Regions from separate parts of the Mus musculus genome. Here region 2 is linked to region 1. Evidence: chromatin contacts called from ENCODE Hi-C data. All regions are on one chromosome and are shown on one strand. The core of a region is the stretch at or near the end of the contact, and the rest is flanking DNA. Distances in the headings are between cores, read along the strand shown.

Evidence for each region. Hi-C counts contacts between places; a loop is a spot of excess contacts on that map.
Region 2: a map of T-helper 2 cell shows a loop between it and region 1 (4-fold over the local background). The contact joins two enhancer-like sites. A Hi-C loop is called at or near these places in 2 of 37 maps with a recorded cell type or tissue (T-helper 17 cell and T-helper 2 cell).

Annotation. Positions count from the first base shown.
Region 1 is chr11:76,479,604-76,485,031 of GRCm38, reverse strand. The region is part of intron 3 of Abr (active BCR-related gene); the gene reads left to right. Among named protein-coding and RNA genes, the nearest start is that of Timm22, 75 kb to the right of the region's middle. Within about 2 kb of position 2,716, at least 1 of the 3 ENCODE cell types and tissues checked has a DNase peak (open chromatin) inside an H3K27ac peak, as active enhancers do.
Region 2 is chr11:77,383,829-77,389,125 of GRCm38, reverse strand. All of the region lies in intron 2 of Ssh2 (slingshot protein phosphatase 2), which reads right to left. Among named protein-coding and RNA genes, the nearest start is that of Coro6, 77 kb to the left of the region's middle. Within about 2 kb of position 2,544, at least 2 of the 3 ENCODE cell types and tissues checked have a DNase peak (open chromatin) inside an H3K27ac peak, as active enhancers do.

The sequences.
Region 1 (5,428 bases), core at 1,467-3,966:
TAATGTGAGGGTCCACTACATTATTTTTTAAATGTTTTATGGATTCAAAACCCACTGTGTTGCTAGATGTGAGAGTGTGTATTTGTAATCCCAATACTCTGTAGGCTGAGGCTAGACCAATCGTGAGTTAGAGGCCAGCCTGAGCTAGATAATGAGACCTTGTCTCAAAACAAAACAAAAATGAGACCTTGTCTCAAACAAACAAACCCACTGTCTTCAAAAAGTTTTGTATAAACTCTCCGATCCTTAGCTTCTTATTTGAAGATGGTATAGTTGTCTCCCTTCTGTGGAGAATCTATTTCAAGACCCATAATGGATGCCTGCAATGCCTTGGATAGTACTGAATCCTAGATATACTGTGTTTATTATTATTAAGAATACAAACTTATAGACAAATTAGGTACAATAAGATATTAACAATAATGAACATGCGCGATGGTGGCCATATACCATAATGAAAGTCGTGTAGCAAAGTCATGTAACATGGCCTCTGGCCTCTGCCTTGAAGAGTGCAGACACACTGTTTTCAGAGCATGGATAACCATAGGTAGCTGATGGTAGCAAGAGAGTTGGTACCTTCCCGCTTTGGGTTGATCCTTTGGGACCCAGTACTGTACAGGCTACTAAAGATAAAAGGCAGACAGGCCTGGGGTGTGCTGTAACCAAAACTGCATCACTGGCAGAATGCAGATCTGAAAGGGACCAGATGCCTGACTGAGAGCCCCACTTCACACCTTGCCTTCATGAAGTGAGACGATCGTGCCATACCTCATTTTTTCCATCTATAGGCTGGGTTCACAAGTAGTACTCTCTGTGTGGGACTGTTGCAAAGATAGTGAATTGTATTCAGCTCTTGGGAAGGGCCTCAGTGTTACCTGGCATTTTTACTGTTTCCTCCTGAGCTGAGCAGAGACAGATTTAGGCTCCTGTGTTCCTTTTGGTTTTGTTTTGAGAGTTTGGTTTTGTTTTGGGTCTTGCTATGTAGATCAGCCTGAGCCCAGACTTGGAACTGTCTTCTTGCTTTTGCTTCTTGTGTTCTTGGTGACAGTGGGTTTGAAAATCAGTGTCTTGCCAAGTATAGTGGTTTATGCCTATAATCTCAGCAGCAAGCTTCAGGCTTTTGTGTTCTTGTCAGTACCCCTCCCCCAGATACCCCAAAGAAGGAGGAGGAGGTACCCCTGAGCTGCGACACGCCTCTCACATTCCATTTTCCTTCATCAGATGTTCTCCTCTGGACAGAGATAGATTTAGGAACCAGGGCAGAGCTTCCCTGATGTGCCTTCCTAAAGAGCTTCTACCCCACAGGCACAACTGTGTGATCGCATCCACACACTCACACACACACCCTACCACTCCCAACTTGTTCACTCTGGCCTCTCAGAAGGAAGAGAGGCTGGTAGGAAGGTTTGTTGCTGGAAGGCCTAGGGAGGGGGTGGGGCTGGACCCTCCCCAGCCTCCGGCTCAGAGGATAAAGCTCAAAGATAAGGACTCAATCCCTCCCTCCGCTTATCAGGAGCCCTCCTGAGGCCCAGCTCTGCTTTTCCTGGGTGGTCCAGCTTAGAGGTGAAACTGTTTCTCTGGCTTTCTCCCCCACTGTCTCCTAACAACAGATCCCTTATCCCCCAGGGAGTGACTTAAAAATGGAAATTGACTTCTCAGTGCAAAGTGTCTCTTTTCTCCTCAGTACTTCCTGGTATGCAAAGGACTAGGCCTATGTACTTAAGACTGTACACACTGGCAGAAACATTGCACAGACAGGAAAGCCACATAGGGGCCTCTGTTCCCCGGCCAGCACCCAGGGGCCAGGTTTAGTAACTTTCTGGAAGGAATAGTGAGCTTCTGTAACTCCTGGGGTCTGAGAGCTCAGCTTTAGGGGCTGGGGCTCTAAAAGAAAGAGAACTAAATGGGCTGTAGCTCTGCACAGGCACCGAGTGAGTAAGTGTGGATTGTTGCCTACAGCCCATCCCACCTTGGGGTCATAGTTTGCCACAGCTAGCCCAATTGCCACCTTCTCTTAGCCTTTCACTGTGGCTGTTTCTGTCGGAGTTCATAGTCCTAGGGCACCTCAGCTTGCTTGTTTATGTGATAGGTTAACTACACCTCCTCTGTGAGCGCCAAGAAGTAACCAGGGCTGCGATAGTAAATGTGCCTGACAGGGCCAAGCCTTCAGGGGTAGGAGGTAGAGGAAGTGGGCAGATTTCTTTCCCCTGTTTCGAAAGGCTACTTTGCTAGAGGACACGGCAGACATGACTGTGTGAGGGCAGAACTGGCTAACTCCCACCTTTAAGTGAAGCTCCCAGGGTGGGAGTTGAGACCACCCAGGGGTTCTCTGTAAGAATTCTTTTGACAGCTTCTCTCTAATCCTTGCCATAAGCTGGACCAGGGAGGAGGACGGAGGTAGCTGATGTGCTAGCTCCCTGGTCCTAATATCAATGTTGGCTCAAGCTCAGTGAGAGGAGCCTGGCCTTTGAGCCTGTATGTGAGTCTTCAGATAAAAAGTAACTTACTAAGGACCAGCCAGACCATCCCCCTTCACCATGGATAATGGAGATGAGAGCAAAAAAGTCAGTCCTTCATCTGGTGAGAAAGTTTCAGGCAGGCTGGCCCATGTGACTGGCCCTGGTGAGAGCGCTTTTCTTCCCCTTTCACAGACAGTGGGAAGTTCAGGAGGAAGCAGGGCTGTTGGGCCTGTCTCGGCGGAGGTTGACCAGTGTGTGCTTCCCCAGCAGTCGCTTCTGAGAAGTCTCGGCCTTCCCAGAGCTGTTCTCCTCTTTCCTTTATGCCCTCCACCTGGGGATTGTGCCAAGGCACAGGATGAGTGGCTTTGGGGCTCCAAGGCAATTTGTACCTGTCCATTGGATTAGATGGAGATGTTATGTCACATCTGAAGGGAAGTCCCCTGTATCCTTTCACCTGGGCATGGGAGCACGCTGTGCCTTCCTCCTAGTTCCTCCTGCTGCCTTGCCTGTGTGACCCCGCAGCTCTCCTCCTGCTCAGATCTCACCAGCTTCAAGGCCCCATTACTTTAACTGGTACCTCCTCCACAAAGCCTTTCCTTAGCTGCTCCAGTACATCCAAGTTGGGAAATGTCCGGCTTCATGCTGGCCACCAAGTTGCTTGGTTTGTTTCAGTCCATTTTTCAAATAGCATCTAATGTTCTCAAGAAAGGAGATCATGGGTCACCAAAATGATCGCCTGAGTGCTGGGCTGCTGTCACTCACTGCTCTGCAGAATGCTGGGTCATTGCATGGCCAGCCGTGCTGTCAAAGCCATACTCCCCTCTGCATAAACACACTCCTGTGCTCCATCCAGCCCTGCTCAGCCCTCCTCTTCCTGTATATGTGCACTGTACATAGTCTTAGTGGCCTTCAGGCCTTGTCTCTCACCAAGCCTGGTTCTGACTCCAGTTCAGTCTTCAAGGAAATCTTGATGAGAACAATTCTCTCTGGCCCCATGGCTATCTCAGAGTAAGGGTCCCTCCCCTCTTTGGAGGAGCCACCTCCCCACCCTGCCTTAGGTGGTCCCCTCCTTATTTTCTTCATCGAACTTACTGGTATGTATCATTTCATGTTTGATCATTTACTTGTGTTTCCTTTGTCTCCTCTGCTAGACTGGAAACACCATGAGGACTGGGACGGTATGTGTTCCAGGCACACCAGTGGGGGTTGGGGATTGGTCTTATATTTGGCACTTGGTTCTTTATTCAAAGGATGAATAATAATATTAGCTGCCTTCTAGATGCCAAGTAGGTACTAGAAACTTTATTTATTTATTTATTTATTTATTTATTTATTTATTTATTTTCAGAGCTGAGGACAGAACCCAGAGCCTTGCACTTGCTAGGCAAGTGCTCTACCACTGAGCTAAATCCCCAACCCCTCTTTATTATTATTATTATTTTTTTCGTTTTTTGAGACAGGGTTTCTCTGTGTAGCCCTGGCTGGGCTGGAACTCACTGTGTAGACCAGGCTGGCCTCAAACTCAGAAATCTGCCTGCCTCTGCCTCCCGAGTGCTGGGATCAAAGGTGTGCACCACCACACCCGGCTCTTTATTATTTTTTGAAGATTTATTTACCATCTTTATATGTATGTGTCTTCATGAGTTTATGTGCACTGCATGCATGCTCAAACTAGAGGCAAGAAGAGGATGTCAGATCCCCTGGAACTGGAGTTACAGGTGGTTGTGAGCTACCATGTGGGTGCTAAGGACTGATCCCATGTCCTTTGCAAGAGCAGGAAGCAGTCTTAACCACTGAGTCATCTCCAACCCCTAGATATTCTATGTAATGTGTGACTTTTGAGATTCACTCTTCCTATTGGTTCTTTTGAGAAGGTAATACCACTTCAGTCCCACACATGAGCCTGCTAGTAAAGAGATGATACACCCAGAAATGGGGAGTGACTTGCTTCCAACTAGTAAATGGCAGACTCTGGCTGCAGCCCATACTGCCTGCCCTGACCAAGATTGAATCCCATCCTGTTTTTTAGCAAGAACCTGTTACTAAAGGTTACTTGGTTCTAGTGCCAGGAGGGTCAGTGGGTCTTCTTGGGCCTGGCTTTGTCTTGTTTCCGGACTTTGTAGAATGTAGAGGACAAAGAAAGTCAACAGTTGGACATTGTCTGGATATATGAGACTTGGGCTTAGCCACTGTCATCAGGAAGATGGAGTACAGTTAGGATGGAAGGCTGGCCTCTGTGATGAACCCAGGTTGGCTGTCATAGCACTGAAGGAGCCATTGGTAGCTCTGCTTCCCTCGGTGTAGGTGATCTCACGGCCCAGCACCTCAGCTGTTAACTCTCACACTCTCTCCTGGAATGCTTCTCTCCTTAGTCGGCCCACAGCCTCATCCTGTGTGTCGCTGACAGCTCTGGTGAGTCCATGCTGACTCTGTCGTCTCCCACTGCTCCCAGGTCTGCAGGGAAACCCTTTCCATACTGCCTTAAGGTTGTAGGCTGTTCTCCCTTGCCTATGTGTGCCTTCCCTGTCCATATTTCTACACCCTGTCTCTTGCTGGGCCATTGCCCAGTCACTGCCAGGGACAGTCACTGCCCCTTCCACTGAGGGTGCTGGTGATCTTGGTATAGATGAGCAAGGATGACTAGCTGCTTTCATTTTCATGTCAACAGGCATTGAGAAAGAGTCTTGTGACCAAAACCACACTCAGTGGGAAAGATCATCACGCTCGCTTAGTAATGTCTGCATGTCTGCCACGGATGTGGAAAGTAGGAGGGTGGCATGTATGTACCCGTTCCTCTCTGAGCTAACATTGGTTTCTTTTTTGAGACTGGCTCTCACTGTGTTGCCCAGGCTGGCCTGCAATCCTCCTGCCTCAGCCTCTGGAGTGCTTCCAGTACAGATCTGGCTTGAGCTAGTGTTGAATCTCTCTTTGGTTTTACCTCCTGAGTACTAGAACTGCCTTCTGTTTCT
Region 2 (5,297 bases), core at 1,295-3,794, 900 kb before region 1:
TGTAGACCAATCCGGCCTTGAACTCAGAGATCCGCATGCCTCTGCCTCCCAAGTGCTAGGATTAAAGGGATGTACCACTACTGCCCTACATTTCCTTCTTACACTATTTTTGCTTTGGTTTTTAAAAAGCAATTTTATTGAGAGAGTCACCTTTGCTGATTTAACTGGATCTTAGCTACACCCCTAGTTTTCTGAGCTAGAATCTCATGTAGCCATGCTGGCCTTGAACTTGCTATGTAGCCAAGGATGAATCTGAATGAATCTTCTTGTCTCCATTTTCCAAGTGTTGAGATCAAGGTGTGAGCCATCATATCCAGCCAATAGTTCTTTAAGACAGTGTTGTATTGAACCACAATTACTTTCCAACCATTTTTCTAGCATTACTATACTGACTTGTATACACAGAAGCTGTATGGTAAATTTTTTGTTAGAAATGAAAGAGGGTTTGTTTAGTTTCTTAAGTAGAATATCACATCACTTGGGATGGCTACACTCACCCTGCATAGTTTATAATAACGACTGTTCTTCTCTTCCTCCCACCTCTACCTCTTCTGTGTTGGTATTATAGACATGTGCTAATACACCTTAGTGTTTATTCTGTAATAAAAGCTTTTTGGGGGCTGGAGAGATGGCTCAGCAGTTAACAGCACTGATTGCTCTTCCGAAGGTCCTGAGTTCAAATCCCAGCAACCACATGGTGGCTCACAATCACCTGTAACGAGATCTGGCGCCCTCTTCTGGAGTGTCTGAAGACAGCTACAGTGTACTTACATATAATAAATAAATAAATAAATAAATAAATAAATAAATCTTAAAAAAAAAGCTTTTTAATACAAGTTGTCAAACAGCTGGGCATGGTGGTGAATGCCTTTAATCCCAGATCTCAGGAGGCAGAGGCAGGCAAATATAAACTGGAGGACAGCCTGGTCTACATAGTAAGAACATCTCAGACCAAACCATTTAACCAAGCAAAAACAAAACAAAACCTTTCAAACTTATACAAAAGTAGTGTGTGTGTGTGTGTGTGTATGTATGTATGTGTGCAGGGGTAGCAAGGTGGGAGAGATGCTTTGAGGGTTAAAAGTTCTTTGCTGTCTTGTAGATAACTCAAGTTTAGCTCCTGAAGCCCATATTAATGAGCTCACAACTCCCATAACTCCAATTCCAGGGGCTCTAACCTCTTCTTGCTTCCTCCAGCACTTGTACACACCTGGTGCATATATATATATACACACACACATATACATACATATACATAGGCACACACACACACACACACACACACACACATATATATATATATATATATATACATACACATAGGCACACACACACAAAATAAATAAATATTTTTAAACTAGGAAGAACATTATGAACACCCATATTTCTATCACTTTCTAGCTTTAGTTCACAGCTAATTTTCTATCTTTGTTCTCTTTACTTTGTCTCTAGTGTAAACCAAATCTCAGAAACTGTACTAGCAAAAAGCCTTTTGGTAGTTTTGTTACTCTCTTAGCAAATAGCAGCCAGAGTGCTTTAAAGTATATCCAGATTATAGCATTGCTGTGTAAAACTCTGTTAATGTGTCTTTCCTTCGTATTTAAGAATGAAGAGTCAGTCTATATAGCTTGGTCTGTGAGGCCCACAGAACAGCTTGCAGTGAAGCAAGTTACCTCTGCCCTTATGCTGCCCACCTCTGCTTGTTTACTGTGAACTACCCTGGTTCCCCTCTTCCGCCTCTTCAGTACTCAAGGCCCCTTCTCCAGGCCTTGTACTTAACTATCTCTACCTGAGTCTTCTGAACTGGTAAGTGTTTAAATCTCAGCTTTACTACCACCATCCCTCTTGTCCTTTATCCCAATACATCTATCCTGTTGTCCTGTTTTCTTCCTTTCAGGATATTTTCATGAACTAAAACATTTATTCATGTGTGTTATCGATTGTAGTTATTAGCACATAAGTTCCTTGGATGCAAGGACCTAACCTTGCTCATCATTGTATCCTCAGCACAAGAAACCCTTCCAGAAATTCATTAAGTGCTCAAAAGATTTGTGGTAACTAATAAATTCCTCCTAGTTTACCCCCAGCTCTTTGCACGGTTCCATCACTGAGCACACTGGTTGAGCCCATCTCTGTGAGGACAGGTCCTGGTCTACATGGCAAGTTACAGGACACCAAGGGCTACATCATGAGACCCTGACTCAAAATAAATGCTATAGAACTCTACGTATATGGTAGATTAATGGGTCATAAAATGACATTGTTTATGGTAAATGAGTAGGCAGGCTGAAATCAACTTTATAATGCTCACTTATGGCTCAATCTCATGCTTCAATAAAGTGATATAAGATTGATAAAACTTTTGAGGTTGTGACCAGTCAGAGAGATTGGATACATTTTTAAAAAAACAAACACCATAATTTATAGATTTCATTTTAAAAACCTGACTATTGGCTAGGAGAGGCTGCCCTGATTTTGTTTTGTTTTCATCTTTAAAAAAAGCACTGCTCTCTTGTGGTTTGTTGCGCAAGCCCTGTCTCTTGTTACATCCGTGGTGTGCACATGTCACTGTGTTGTGGACCAGTCTCACTGCCATTACGGGAACAATCTAAGACAAAATGTCTGAGTGACAGGATGAATGGGGTACACCACAGACAGGAAATGAAATTCACACTTCTGCCAACACAGCAACTGTCTCCTTTACTAAATGAAAAAACAAAACAGTTAAATAGTCTACCTACTCACTAGGCAAAATTACCAGCTTTGATCATGTTGGTTTCCAGTAAACAAAGCAGTTATCTATGTGTGCAAAGGAAGCACTTGCTGAGTGGAGCTTAACAGCAGAGCATGCTCCAGCCATGCCTTTTGAGACACAGTAGTTTCTCTGACAAACAGTAGTCTAACTTCCTGGTTTGGGAAGTTCTGTCTTACTGTCCTTTTGTTGCTTATGCTTTAAAGAATATCTATGTTCATTCTTTTTGGTAAGCAGTTAAATGTGCTTTTCAAAATGTATGTAAGTACTTTCACAAGGGTAATGGCAGGGACAATTATCTTAAGTTAATTCAAAGCTGTTTGGACCCTATCTATTCATGATTAGAGAGGAAAGAGGAGTCTGGGGACATAGCTCAGTTTGAAAAGCACTTGTCTAGCATGCCCAAAGCTCTGAGTTTTGATTCCCAGCACTGCACAGGCTGGCTGTGGGGACAGTAATACAAATTTGTACAAACAGATCAGAGATCATACCTCATAGGGCATAAGGGAAACCAGTTTTTCTATTTGGGTCATTTGCATAAATTTCAAAAAATGCACAGCAGATCCAGCTGGGTCAGGCAGAAGACTGTCCCTTAAGTGTGACAAAGGATCTCTGAGAGTGACACTCAATATACTCTAGATGACACATCTCATTCTCTTTATTCCATGGCCCTAGATACAAAGTCCTCAGTGATCACAAGTGGCATACTGCTGGTAAAAGAGGGAGCATGGATGAGAAGTGCTGACTAGTTATTATTCCTGAGTGTATTCGTGGTAGTAAAGTAAATCATACTATCAAAGATGAACAGAAACACCACACAATCTGTGATCATTCAGGGTTTCAATGAGCCAAATTAAACCCTTTTATCTGAATAAAATTATACGTAAATTTAATTTCATGTACTTCAGTGTGCGGTAAGAAGTGTAGTGATCTTCCCAGATAGGAAGATATCTAGTTATGACAATATCAGTGTTTGTCAAACACTGATATTGACATAACTGTTCAAAGATTCAGCAGATGGCGATGTTTTAAAAAATCTTTTCTGAGGGGCCAGCCTGGTGGTTTAATGTTAGGTAAAGGTGTTTTGCTGCCACCCTGATGACCTGAATTTAATTCAGATACAAAGCCCAGAGGACTTAAAAATCCCTATGCTAAAATAGAAAAAAAGACAGAGAAAATCCTTCTTGATCTAAAGATGATAAAACAGTGCTTAGAGGATTGTTTTCCTGATGAAGTGTGACAGTGATAGTGCTCTTCAGTCTTAATCAGAATGAAGCTGAAGAACGGCTGCTTCTCTTTGTCATAAGATTACTGCTCATCAAGGGAGAGGCATTCCTGGTTACTTACACGAAGTGAGTTAGCAATAGTTAACCTGGCTTCACACTAGCTGCTGGGCCCTAAGTACTTCATTGTACCTTTATAACACAGTCTAGTACTATGTTTGGTTCTAGTTTACTTTTAGGCATTGGAGGAGGTCACAATATTATATGTCCAAGATCATACAGCAAGCAGTAAGCCTCAGATTCAAGATCTGATGTGAACGCCCCTGCTCTGAAAAATTCTTTCATTACTCTAGTTTTAGGACAATATAATAGATGAAATATAGTTTCTTTTCTACAGAGAATTTTTTAAAAGTATTTTATTTATTTATTGAATGATTTTTGCATTGGTGCTCTTCCTACGTGTATGTCTGTGTGAGAGTGTCAGATCCCATGGAACTAGAATCACAGATAGCTGTGAGCTGCCACGTGGGTGCTGGGAATTGAACTCCAGTCTTTTGGAAGAGAAGCCAGTGCTCTTAACCACTGAGCCATCTCTCCAGCTCTCTCCAGAGAATTTTAAAGTATCGAGTGAGAGGGATGAAGGTAATGTGATGATAAACAGCTATCATTTGGGAGGCCAGGCTAGTTGGGTTGGTATGAAGAACTGCAAGTTCTGCTGGGAATGATAGTAGCATTTTAGCTGCACTAACGGGGGGAAAGAGCACTGTGTTCTTTGGGCAAACACCCCTTGCCAAACCCTTCAGATCAAAATCACTTCCTAAAGCATGGCATTTGTTAACTGGCAGTTTCTTCTCAGGCAAAGTACATAAAGCAAAAGGTCAACTAAGGGAAGAGAGAAAATACTTAGCTATGTAGATAATGAAACAATCTTTGAGGAATGTGGTCAGGGTGGTCGCCTCTGACCAAGCAAGAATGTTAAGGAAACAAAACAAAGCAATACACACCTGGCCAAATGACTAAATGTTGGTTGAACCAGAAATTCTGTTTTATAATGAACCATACACAGAAAGAAATGGATCATTTATGAGAACATGAATGTTTCAGGGATGGAAAGATAGCTCAGTGGTTAAAACCACTGGCTGCTCTTACAGAGGACTGGGGTTTGGTTCTCTGCATCCACATAGCATCTTACAACCATTTATAATTCCAGTTCCAGGGGATCTGATGCCCTTTTCTGGCCTCCTCAGACCCCAGGCATTCATGTGGTACACATATATAAATGCAAACAAAACACGTAAAAATAAAAAAAAAAGTTTGTTCTT